Regions from separate parts of the Homo sapiens genome. Here region 2 is linked to region 1. Evidence: chromatin contacts called from ENCODE Hi-C or POLR2A ChIA-PET data. All regions are on one chromosome and are shown on one strand. Each heading gives the region's core, a stretch centred on a gene start or an enhancer-like site at or near the end of the contact. The rest is flanking DNA. Distances are from core to core; before and after follow the strand shown.

What was found. A loop is a pair of places that touch in the nucleus more often than their neighbours do. ChIA-PET counts read pairs that join two places held with the same protein, here RNA polymerase II (POLR2A). Pooled maps may share reads with other maps.
Region 2: a loop to region 1 is called in a map of HepG2, with 17 times the contacts of the local background. The contact joins two enhancer-like sites. A Hi-C loop is called at or near these places in 1 of 168 maps with a recorded cell type or tissue (HepG2), 1 of 37 single-sample maps with no recorded cell type and 1 of 50 pooled maps. POLR2A ChIA-PET finds 5 or more read pairs at or near these places in 1 of 52 experiments (OCI-LY7).

The regions. Positions count from the first base shown.
Region 1 is chr6:15,399,564-15,405,983 of GRCh38, reverse strand. The region is part of intron 2 of JARID2 (jumonji and AT-rich interaction domain containing 2); the gene reads right to left. Among named protein-coding and RNA genes, the nearest start is that of DTNBP1-AS1, 140 kb to the left of the region's middle. RefSeq lists enhancers at 932-1,622, 1,692-1,986, 2,846-3,346. Within about 2 kb of position 1,888, at least 6 of the 41 ENCODE cell types and tissues checked have a DNase peak (open chromatin) inside an H3K27ac peak, as active enhancers do.
Region 2 is chr6:15,895,194-15,901,383 of GRCh38, reverse strand. No RefSeq gene overlaps it. Among named protein-coding and RNA genes, the nearest start is that of LINC02543, 97 kb to the left of the region's middle. RefSeq lists enhancers at 1-74, 4,116-4,165, 4,832-5,126. Within about 2 kb of position 4,079, at least 11 of the 41 ENCODE cell types and tissues checked have a DNase peak (open chromatin) inside an H3K27ac peak, as active enhancers do.

The sequences.
Region 1 (6,420 bases), core at 639-3,138:
TTATCTAACCCCCCCGCTGGCGACCAATCTCCACTGTACTGGCTACCACATTTCATTTTGAATGTTTTAAGCCCAATCATACAGCCTGCCCAATCCAGGAGGGCCAGGTCAGCAAGATGGAATATGACGCCACAGGGCAACAGAGCCATTATTATAACATTAGCCAAGCTAATGTACTGCCTTTTCTCTCCCCTAACAAAGCCCTGCCACCAATTGTTAAAATTATTATTTTTAGTCAACGAGAAATAATGAAATGGCATCCCCTCCTTCACACACTCAAACCGTTTTTATTTTTCCAACCCCCTCCCCCACCCCGACCAACACAAACCTTTGTTGGGGAGAGGAGGTTAAACAGAGGAAATTGAATGAATGGCCCAAAGAGTCAGTCTATCCCATTAGCATTTGTTCTCCTCTATTAATATTCAGTAGGTTGAACTTAAATTAAACCATGTCTATTGTCTTTCACAAAAGCAATAAATATGAGCTGAAAATTGTAAATCATTGCAGTAAAGGCAGCTTGGTTACTGTGCCTGCAACCTCAGCTAGTCACCATCAGCTGACGGGAGAAGTGCGTCTGGGATCCAAGACCATTTAGCCACAAGGCAGTGTCCATTTGTGCAGCCGAGAACTCTAAAGAAATTGAACACAACAGAACCCTGCCATCAGCAGCTCTGCACATTCAGGAGCTTTTCACCGCATCTCCCAAATTAGCAAGAAATGAAAAGACCGCACAAAACAATACAACAAAACAGGCTTCTGAGTCTGGAACAGCAGCATCAAAATGGAATAGGAATTCCTGTTGTTCTTGGTAACTGGAGACACTAGTGTATGGCTATCTCCCTCTTGCCTTATATGATGGGCGTTGGGAAAATTGAAACACAAATTAGGCCAAAGATTCCTTTAGCTGAAGGAACTTCTAAAGCAACCAATGAGAACGACAGATTTCAGAACACAAATGTATGGACAGAAGACAACTCTTTTCTAATATCTGGAAAAAAAAAGGGACTAGAGCATGTAGTCTGTATCATTTTATGATGTTTTAGACACAAAGAAGTTTTACCAGTCCTCTCTCATTAGCTACACATACATGACAATAGAAAACTAAAGGAAAAGCCAATGGCTCTATTCCACAAAAGCAGTGCCCCAAAACAAGGGTTAAAAAGAAAGGAAAAACAAGGAGGGCTTTGAGGCTGTTCCAGGGCTTCTAAAACATCTGGAGCACACCAAAGTCATTAGCATATTAGGGTGACTCAATGTATTTAGCTTTGTTGTAGAAAAGATGCACAAAAGGTAATTCTGTATTATAGAGCCAATGCCGTCTGTCACCCTGTCACTGTGAGACAAGGTTATCACATTACATATCAAACAGTCAAGCATCCAAAGACAGCTTTCATTTTCAGCAGCAATTTCTGTGTGTGTGTGTGTGTGTGTGTGTGTGTGTGTGTGTGTGTGTGTGTGTGTGTGCACTTTAAGATGATAGAAAAATTATAAAAGCAGCCCCCATGGCTGAGGTAGGGCCCTCTCTGAGGTCATCAGAATGCATGGTTTGCTGCCATTGATAGTGAAAAATAAATGTTATGTTCACTCAAGTTTTGCAAAGAGAAAAAAAAATGAATTGCTTTTTAAGCAGGGTAGGCATTCCGATGCCAGGGCAGATTTGGCTTTGGGCCTGCTTGGCATGGTCAATATGAACATGGAGTTTGCCCATCACTGTACACATGCAGGTCAGCATGTGAAGCTTCCAATGGAGCACAGAGCTCCAGGGAGAGGGGCGAGCAGGGCACAGGGTCTGCAGAGCACAGCCCAGGCTTGTCCACTGACTTGCTCACCAGATCAACACACTGGTGTGACTGAGAACAAATGCCAAGTCATGAGGCAGGATGTCGGTGGCACACTTGTGGTCAACGAGGCACAAATGAAAGTGGTTTCATACCTCGGCTTATGGAAAATAATTATCCCTTTCCCTTATGAGACCAGCCCCTGAGCCGACTAGGGCTCCCCTTTGTCTACTGTCAAATCAGCTATGGAGATTTCCCATTCCGGTCAAGAAAAGACAATCCAAAAACACCCCCACCCATCACTACTTAAAACAGTCCCAAGATTTGGAGGCAGGAATGGGGAGGATGAATAGGTGGACGCGGGGGACATATTTTTGTTATATTTAACCCCTGCAAAAACAGATGTAAATACTGATTTGTAAATCAACAATCTCACAAGAGCTCTCTCACCACCACCAGAATCCGCCCCCACGACACACCTTCAACAATCTACACCTCTTTTGCATGCACAATTTTTTGAGAAAGCGTTAGATACTAAGACCTGACACAGTGTTCATTATTAACATGGAAAAGTTGGGTCACTGGGTAGATAAGGAAAATGTCTGACTCTATCCTTTTTTTCCTATTTCAGAAACAAGTAAATGACTCTTTGAGAAAGATAGGACCCTGGGCCCCAGAAGGCAATAAACGCCTTGAGCTACAAAGGAACAAACCCAGCAGATATCTCCTATTTCCTCAGAGGAAGAGGTAAGCAGAACACTGCTACTACTAGAATGGGCCCCATTCTGGCTCTCTAGACCCCAAATGAGTAAGAACCACCAAAAGACAAAAGATCTCCCCTTCGTACATCCTAACCAACAATCCCAGGGGGACAGAAAACACTGCTCACTGAAAGGCTCCAACAAAAATAAATAAAAATAGACAACAAGGCTGACAGTTTAACTTTATTCAACACAAAACCTCTCACAAAAACAAAGAGCCGTGATCTTCATGAAAGATTTCCCAAACAGACCAGAAGCTATTTAAACTCTGATGATCACCACTGTGAACATAAATGTACTGCTCATTTTGGCACAACTCCCTGTTACTTCTTTGGGGCAAGGGCTCATCCTCCCCACTCTCTTCCCCTCTTCACTCCTTCTTCATCCTTAATATGACCTTTATAACAATCAGAACAAGTACAGTACCTAGAATAATAATAATGACTGAATTATAAACACCCACGATGCTCTACAATCGGCAGTTCTAGTTTTGTGTCCAATCCCATGACTACTCTATCCCAGGCCGTAACTGCTCTGGGTCCACACTTCATTTCAACACCCTTTTAATTTTACACTGACAACCCAGTCAAACACACACCCACCAGACAACCCAGTTATAAATACGCACCAAAATATAAATCCCTGGAATCCCCTAGGATATGCAACTCGAGCTTCTATCAGCTCATGAAAAGAATTCCACACCACAGAGGGCCCAGAACTGACCACCTCCAAGGTCAAAAGCCGCCTACAGAAGAAAACTGACTCAAGGCGACAGTGGGCTTAGGCTGATGTGTAACCATGAGCGGCAGAACAATGGCATCACTGCAGAGCAAGGGAACTCAGTCACATGAAGGAGACGGAAACACAAGGGCATTTTTTTTTGAGATTTTTTCTAAGACAGATAAATGGGCCCAACATGTGGAAAGTCTTGTGTTCAGATAAACTAACAGGCCCAAATTTGATTTCTCATCTCACAGAATTTGCACTTCTCAAAGGGAGATGTCCATGAACACAGCATGTTCACAGATAGCTAATGATATTCTTCTACCTTCAAGTAATTACAAGTGTGTATGTACTTAGGTCTCTAAAGCTTCCTATCATCTTTACCCCACAAATGTAAGGTACCAAAAGAAACCAGGTATCCAATTTGAGCCAGGCTCTCCAAAGATAAGCAAAGCTGCTGCTTTAACTCGATCGACAAGTGCCATAAAGTTATCGGTTTGTGTACTAATCTGTAATGATAAATGGGCAAAGCTCCACAAACTTTGTGTCCTGACTGACACCATAATTTGTAGATAAATAAACAGCCACACCCTTTGCCCTGAAACCTCTCTGGGCTGCCTTCATTCCCTAGGATAAAAGGAATCTCTTGGAAGTTCTAAGTTCTGTTTTCTTTGTAGCATGACTAGGAGGGACAGTAGTTCCCCTGTTTCCTTATTACCTCACTCACATATCAAGAAATCAACTGCCCTCCTACTTTTCAAATGAATATATTCAGAGAGGATTAAGTAGTCCATTCAAAGTAAAAAAAAAAAAAAAAAAAAAACTGCTGACAACAAATAACTTCAGAAAGGCCTACTGCCTCCCAGAGCAGCATTCTTTCCACTACTGAAATATAATGAATGGAAGCAGTACAGAAAGCAGCACTATAGGAATGTGGCCATGGAATCTGCTAAGATTTGAGGCACCAAACATTGAAGGTTCCTGAAATTCATCTGTGTTTACAGACAGTAATACAGACATGAATTAATGCACGAAATTCGGGAGAAGAATCAAGAGCACTCGAAGTTTAAAGGTCTCAATCCAGAACCACTTCAGGTCTCAGGATCTATTTGCATGCCTCAGTTTCCTCCATCTTTCAAGGAAAGATGATGGAGGAAGAAAAAGAAAGGATTAATGGAAATGAAAGCAAACATGCTGTTTATGAAGGAAACCAGAGCTATGGTGAGGATGAACTAATTAACTTTAATCAAACATTTATTTTTAAATGCTGGGAAATGATCAGATAAATTGGTAATAAAATAAAAGGGACCAGCTATAGCTGGATGGCATTCAGTCTCCAGAGAAATGTCTAAAGTCATACAAGCCTGATTGAAACTGCAGCTTTGGCCAAAATGGTCAACAGAGCTTAATGCTTTAAGAGCGACATTAATTCTCTCTTGTAAATTTCCACAGTGCCTTTGCAGGAGCCACCATTGCCCCTAGGGAGGATATCAAAGCTAAAAGAATATTAATATTAAGCAAATTGCAACACTTTTTACATAGTCTCTCATATATATATATATATATAGCACCTTGCCATCCACAATGGATTTAATCAGGACCCCAGCAGGGAAACCCACAAAGGCCTATTTCTCCAACAAAAGCCATACCAGCCTGAAACAAATCTAGAGCTATTTGGTTTGTCTTTTATTTATAGGAACAGACCTTCTATCCCAGGTTCCTCAAGATAAGCCACCAAAAACTGCACCTGACAGACCCGTGGAGCAGCCATCCTCAGAGCCGGATCATTGCAGAGAGACAGAGAGGAAGAAGGACAGAGGGAGGGAGGGAGGAAGAGCGCAGTGAGGCAGGCTCCGGAGCACTTGTCAACAATCCTCCCCTGTACGTAATAAGCAAGCGGCAGTGCAGATTCCGCGCGGCAATAGGACGGCCAGAACAGCAATGGGGCCGAGGGGGAGGGGAGGCAGCCAGGAGAGAAGGTTATTTATGTGCAAGGGAGGGAATCGAACACCAAAGAGGAGGGGTCTCCGGCTGGCTCCCCCCACCCTGATAAATTAAAATGAGAAAAAGGAAAAGAGTCACTAGCTTTTCATCCTGCCATTTCCCCAACCTGCAATGCAGACAAATCCGAAGTATAGAATTTCTGACATATGGGGGGAGGGGGACATTCACAGTTTAATTGTGCACACTTTTGTGTCCCCAGCCGGTCAGATGCCCCCACCCCATTGCCAAGCACACCCCACCCCCACAGACAGCGGACTCCAGGGCGCAGTTTCAATGGCATCCCTTTTTAATATCATAATCTGTGTCATTCAGCACTTGCCTTTTATTTATTTTTATTTGTTTTTTTGGCTGGGAAACCTGGGCAGCTCTCCAGACAGACTGCAGAAATCTCTTTCCACATGCTCCTCCTCCAGCCCGCCCTCCCCCTTACTCTGATTCCAGCTTCCACGGAGCCTCATTACTTATGAAGTGACCGCATGGGCCACCGCTGCCCCCACCAACAACAGAGGGGCACCCCTCCCCCTGCCCTGCGCAGGCCCCTCCCCGAGGCACATAAATTGATCTAATCTAATCAAACAGAAGCTGTTTTCTCTCATTGTTTCTTGAGGATCTTTCACAGAACTGGCTCTGTGGTCTGGCAGCTGCTGGGAGGGGTGAAAAAGGCAGGAGTCCAACTGAGGGCTGGCCAGCTCCCTGGCCTCAGACAACTGGAGTACACATCTCCTTTCATATGTTATAGCTTTTTGATTTTTAAAGTCAATTTTCTTGAAGCCTTTCTTTGAACTTCAACCAGCAATGATAATGTCCAAAACACATGCTCTCAACACTACCACATGCTTCTCTTCATGCCCTTCCAATGGGAGGAAGATGGTGGCCAAGTCCACATGGCACTGGAAGTTTTCCTCAGATGCATCCAGAGGAAATGGAAACATGCCTTACTAATACTTTCAGTTTCTTCTTTCCTAGTTGTGGAACCATCTAACGAGGACCTTCTGGGTTCTAATACTTCACACACAGTAACTTATTTATACCTCACAAAAACCCTGAAGGTAGATGTCAACTTTGCTCAGGAGTGAAGTCACCCAGGCTAGCGGGTATTCTCTCCACAATGGCCAACTCTTGTTTCCTAAATAATTAAAGCTCATGAACATGCC
Region 2 (6,190 bases), core at 2,830-5,329, 490 kb before region 1:
CCAAGCATGCACACTAAGAGGCAAAGTGGCAGGTATATGACCTTCACCTGGGAACAGTCGACCGGTAAAGGAAAATTGCCCCTAGAGAGCATGCGCGCAACTGCAGTAAAATAAACTATGCACGCAGTCACCCTCCCAAGTGCTGAGCAACACTGTGCATGTGGTGGTTGAGCAACAGCCCGCCCCAAGGGAAGGATCAAGGGAGGAGAAAAGAAAGCCCCAAAATCATGCCAATGTATAAATCCCCAAGTCAAAGGCTGAATGGGGCGGTTGGCCTCTCAAGTTGCCAGCTTGGCCTTTTTCCATATGTACTTTGCTTCCTTTTGCTTCTGCTCTAAAACATTTTAATAAACTCTCATCCCTGCTCTAAAACTTGCCTCAGTCTTTCCCTTTGCTTTAAACCTGTGTCTGCCCCTCAGCAGAATTTTTTCCTCCAAGGAGACAAGGATCGAGTTTGCTGCAGATTTGTGTGAATTCCACCACTGGTAACACTACCACTGCTGGAAAGCTTGAGATGTTGCGTGCAAGAGACCTAGAGTCAAAAACATCCATTGTTGGCTGGGCTCACGCCTGTAATCACGAGGTCAGGAGTTCAAGACCAGCCTGGCCAAGATGGTGAAACCCCATCTCTACTAAAAATACAAAAAAACTTAGCCAGGCACGGTGGCGGGCGCCTGTAATCCCAGCTACTCAGGAGGCTGAGGCAGAAGAATAGCTTGACCTCGGGAGGCGGAGGTTGCTGTGAGCTGAGATTGCACCACTGCACTCTAGCCTGGGCAGCAGAGCAAGACTCCATCTCCAAAAATAAAAATAAAAATAAAGTACATTGCTAAAAACCATACTTTGGAGCACTCAGTGGCTGTTTAATTGAGAGTGCAATTGGGATTTCCTTTTTTCTAACCTTTCCATGTGGAGAGGACTCTGGAAAAATAGTGACTGCTGGCCTGTGCATGTACACGTCTGAAGTGTACTGCTGAAGTAACTAGCTTTCTTTAATCTGCAGAAGACCTTGCCTTTCATACTGGTATTATAAATAAGATGAATTCTGTTCATCAATAAGTAGGGACTTAAAGACAAAATTGTTCCTTTAATAATAGATCCGCTGGGCAAAAATAATCTGATTGGCTTCTTTGATATGAGATGAAAGATAAATTGATTCATGTAAATGTGTTTCCCTTTGGAGAGTACTCCAGTGCACTGAGTTGGGGCACAACATGATATAATTAATAGTTGTCATAGCAATGGGTTATATTGCTAAAATCCAGATGTGAGTTGGCTATTAGGGTTTCACAACATGTATGGAGGCTGGATTTATAGACCATCCCATAAAACTTCCATACATCCAATGTATCTATACTAAATAGTCTTAGCTTACATTCTTGGTCCTCTAAGCAGAAATCAAATGCCTGATCATATCACTGGAATTTTCTAGAAGTGTTTGGAAATTAAATTCTTCCCACTGAATGGTCAGGTCATGTATCCTGATGTTCTTTTTGAAACTGCAGCTGCTGTAATCCTTTGGTATGGTGAGGAAGATGAGCAGATGAAGAAGAGGGAGAATATCTCTTTCAAAAGCCCCTGGCAAATTTTTGTTTGCTCGGTTTTTTTGTTTGTTTGTTTTGTTTTGTTTTGTTTTTAAGACAGAATCTTGCTCTGTCACCCAGGCTGGAATGCAGTAGTGTGATTTTGGCTCACTGCAGCCTCCACCTCCTAGGTTCAAGAGATTCTCATGCCTCAGCCTCCCAAGTAGCTGGGACCACAGGAATATGCCACCACACCTGGCTAATTTTTGTAATTTTAGTAGAGACGAGGTTTTGCCATGTTGGCCAGGCGGGTCTTGAACTTCTGACCTCAAGTGATCTGCCTGCCTCCATCTCCCAAAGTGGTAGGATTACAGGTGTGAGCCACTGCACCTGGCCGTTTTTTTGAGAAAGGGTCTTACTCTGTGGCCCAGGCTGGAGGCAGTAGTGTGATCAAGGCTCACTACACAGTTGACTTCCTGGGCTCAAGCAATCCTCCCACCTCAGCCTCCCCAGTAGCTGGAATTCAGGCGCATACCACCATGCATGGCTAATTTTTTGACTTTTTGTAGAGATAGGGTCTCTCTATGTTGCCCAGGCTGGTCTCGAACTCCTGGGCTTAAGTGATCCTCCTGCCTCAACTTCCCAAAGTGCTGGGATTATAGGCATGAGCCACTGCACTCAGCCTCCATGGCAAATTTTTTAAAAGATAAAGGATCTTCTCCTGCCCTATCTTCTATATCCTTCTCCTACTTCCTAGTAAAAATAATATAACAATTAATGATGATAAGAGCACTAGTAATAATAAGAGTGATGATGATAGCTAACATTTACAGTTTCAAAGGTGTCAGGCACCATGCTAAATGCTTTACAGATATCTTCTCATTTAACCCTGCCAACAATGTAAGGAAATCAATACTATGATTATCCCCATTTCACAGGTTAAGTAACTGAGGCCAAAGATCACACAGCTGGAGTTCAACTTCAGCAGTCAGCTCAGGGGCTCACACCCTTAAGCAGTATCCCTTGCCTTTTGCATTCTTCTCATCGTGGTGAATCTCTTAAAACATTTTGACAGAAAAGCATTAAACACAGTCTACAGGAGAAACTAGGAGAGGCCAGGAACAGTGAAGACTCACAGAGAAGCAAACTCAGCTGCAGGTAGAGGTGAGATGTGGCAGTTCCACACACAGGGCAATGACCTTGAGAGTGGTAGACTCCATGAGAGTACAGGGACAGAAAATGGCGACTCTCAGAATAAGCTATTTCCAGACATTCAGAAAAGCAGGAAGAAGCAGAGACCTCTGTCAGCAGGCAGGAAAGGTCAGCCCCTGGACAAATATTCAGGGATCAGTTCCTAAGTGTGTGGGGAGCCCCCTGGAAACCAGTTGCTAGCAATGGTCCTCTTACTGGGAAGGGGTCCCGATCCCTAGATCCCAAGAAAGGGCTCTTGGATCTCGTGCAAGAAAGAATTCAGGGTGAGTCCATAGGGTAAAGTGAATGCAAGTTGATTAAGAAAGTAAAGGAATAAAAGAATGGCTACTCCATAGACAGAGCGGCCCCAAGGGTTGCTAGCGGGCTATTTTTATGGTTATTTTCTTGAGTATATGCTACTTAAGGGATAGATTATTCGTGAGTTTTCCTGGAATGGGGCAGGGGTTTCTCCTGGAACCGAGGGTTCTTCCAGCTAACTTTTGTATTTTTAGTAGAGACGGGAGTTTTGCGATATTGACCAAGCTAGTCTTGAACTCCTGATCTCAAGTGACCCTTCCACCTTGGCCTCCCAAAGTGCTGGGATTACAGGCATGAGCCACTGCGCTGGGCTGGTTACTCCCCTTCTTAGACCATATAGGGTAACTCCCAGACATTGCCATGGCATTTGTAAACTGTTATAGTACTGATGGGTGTGTCTTTTATCATGTTAATACATTATAATTAGCCTATAATGAGCAGTGAGGATGACCAGAGGTCACTTTTGTTGCCACCTTGGTTTTGGTGGGTTTTGGCTGGCTTCTTGACCACATCCTGTTTTATCAGTGGGGTCTTTATAACCTGTATCTTATGCTGACCTCCTATCTCATCCTGTGAATAAGCCTAACCTCCTAGGAATGCAACCTAGCAGGTCTCATCCTCATTTTACCTAGCCCCTATTCAAGATGAAGTTGTTCTGGTTCGAATGCCTCTGACAGTCCCAGTGGCCAAGCCAGGCCACAGCGAGTGTGGATTATACTGAGCCTCCTGGTTCTTGAACTAGAGTACTTGCATACCCCTTTGAATGTAGGCTAATTAGTGCTTCCCAAACTTCTCCAATTATAAGACTCCCCTGGCTTTGGTGAATTCACTGACTCTCAGGACCTACTGCAAACCTCTGGATGAGAATTACCAAAAGTGCAGCCTGGGAATCTGGGTTTGGCAAGCACCCAGGTGATTCCCACAGTCAAGGAGGTTTGGAAAGCACTGAGGAGGTTATTCAGAGCCTGTGGGGCCATATCTGTAAGTAGCAGTTAAGATGGCTTAGCTGTGAGGAGAGGAGGGAAGTGAGAGCAGAACTAGACAGGAAATCACAAACGCCGTCCGGTGATCTTAGGGTCACTGAGTGTCCCGGTTTGCCTGGTACTGAGGGCATTCCTAGGATACAAGACTTTCAGTTTTAAAACTGGGACAGTTCCAGGCAAACCCTGTTTCTGTTACGAAACTACATGCATTATCACCATAAGCCTCACGTGACCCCAGAAGTTCTAAAACTTTCCTTTCCCAGCAGAATCTAGCTTCTGTGGGCATTAGAAGGAAAACATTGCTGCAAAAAGTATTGCATATTAAATTGTGTATGACTGATAGCTTCACTGGTCTCCCAGAGGTATTCACATTTTTTGAAAAGAGGGACTATAATTTGTTTTGCCTCCTGCATTTCCTTTGCAGCTGAAATTACTTTTCAGAATATCTTCAAGAATCAGCAATAAAACTCATAGCTGCATTTTAGAAAAGTGACACAAGTACCTAATTCGTCATTTCTTTTAAGTTTGCTAGAGAAAAAAAATTCTACTTCTCTCTCAAAACTGTGATTTCAACTGAGCAAACTTAGACATGAGTTATCACTATCCTTTTAAAGCAATTTTAATTTCCATTTGATGGCCTTTTCTTATATTCAGTTACTGTAGCTTTAAGAAAGAAATCTTTCCACACATTATCTGAAGTCATTTTCTTGGGGCTTGCTAGAACAAATTAGAAAAGCACGATGGATAATTAAACTAAATATTGTGTGTAGAGTTAATCCAAATTCCAGAGCAGTAAGCTTTACTGAAAAATAATTACAATAAAATATAAACACAGAAGTGATGGGGTGATCCAAACTTTCAACTTGACATTTGCTAGGGAGTTTGCCTCACAGTAGGGGATGAAGTCATCTCAGACCTGACTTTCCCCAAAGCCACAAAGTCCACACTTGGGTTGGGAAGATAAGTTGACTGGGAAGAAACCTTGACCCTGAGGCCCAAGTCTAGTTAGAAGAGAGACAAGAGTCTTCTTCTCTCTATTGCTGTAGCTTAGTGCAGGATTAAGAGAGGAAAGCAGCCATGGAAGGGAGACGGTTACATCAGAGGCCTTTGAACCAGAGTGACTCCATCTTGAATAGGGGCTGGGTAAAATGAGGCTGAGACCTACTGGGCTGCATTCCCAGGAGGTTAGGCATTCTAAGTCACAGGATGAGATAGGAGGTCAGCTCAAGGTACAGATCATAAAGACCTTGCTGAGAAAACAGCATGCAGTGAAGAAGCCAGCCAAATCTCACCAAAACCAAGACAGCAATAAAAGTGACCTCTGGTCGTCCTCAGTGCTCATTATTCACTGATTATGATACATTAGCATGCTAAAAGACACTCTCACCAGTGCCATAACGGTTTACAGGTGTCATGGCAACATCCGGAAGTTACCCTATATGGTCTAAAACAGGGAGGAACCCTCAGTTCCAGGAATTGACCACTCCTTTCCCAGAAAACTCATGAATAATCTGCCCCTTGTTTAACATATAATCAAGAAATGACTATAAATGTCCTTAGACAAGCAGCCAGTGCTGCTGCTCTGCCTATGGAGTAGCTCTTCTTTATTCCTTTACTTTCCTAATCAACTTGTTTTCACTTCACTCCATGAACTCGCCCCAAATTCTTTCTTGTACAAGAACCAAGAACCCTCTCTTGGGGTCTGGATCAAGACCCCTTTCCGATAAGTTACAGCCTAATGGGTTATGTGTACAGACTCTACCTTAGAGCTGCCTAGGTTCAAATCCCAGCTCTGCCAGACCTCAGCTGTGTAACCTTGGGTATTACTCAGCTTCTCTTTGCCCAGGGTGAAACAGTAATAGCACCTACCTTACAAGGTTGCTGTGAGGATAATTCATGAGCTAATATAGACAAAGCACTTAGAATAGTGCCTCCCACTTAATCAGTGCTATGTAAGTGTTTATGTGGGGGCCATAGGCTCTTGGCCCTCTAAAGATTCACTAAAAAAAGTCACTGACATGAGGCAGGTTGATTAATAGCAGAAAAGGTATACAATTTAGCATGTCTATACAGGAACTTTCAGAATGAAGATCCAACCCAACAATACAGAAGCTTTTATACTATCTGGAGATTAAAGAAAGAATGACGACTCAGTGCCTGCCCCCAAACAGGTTT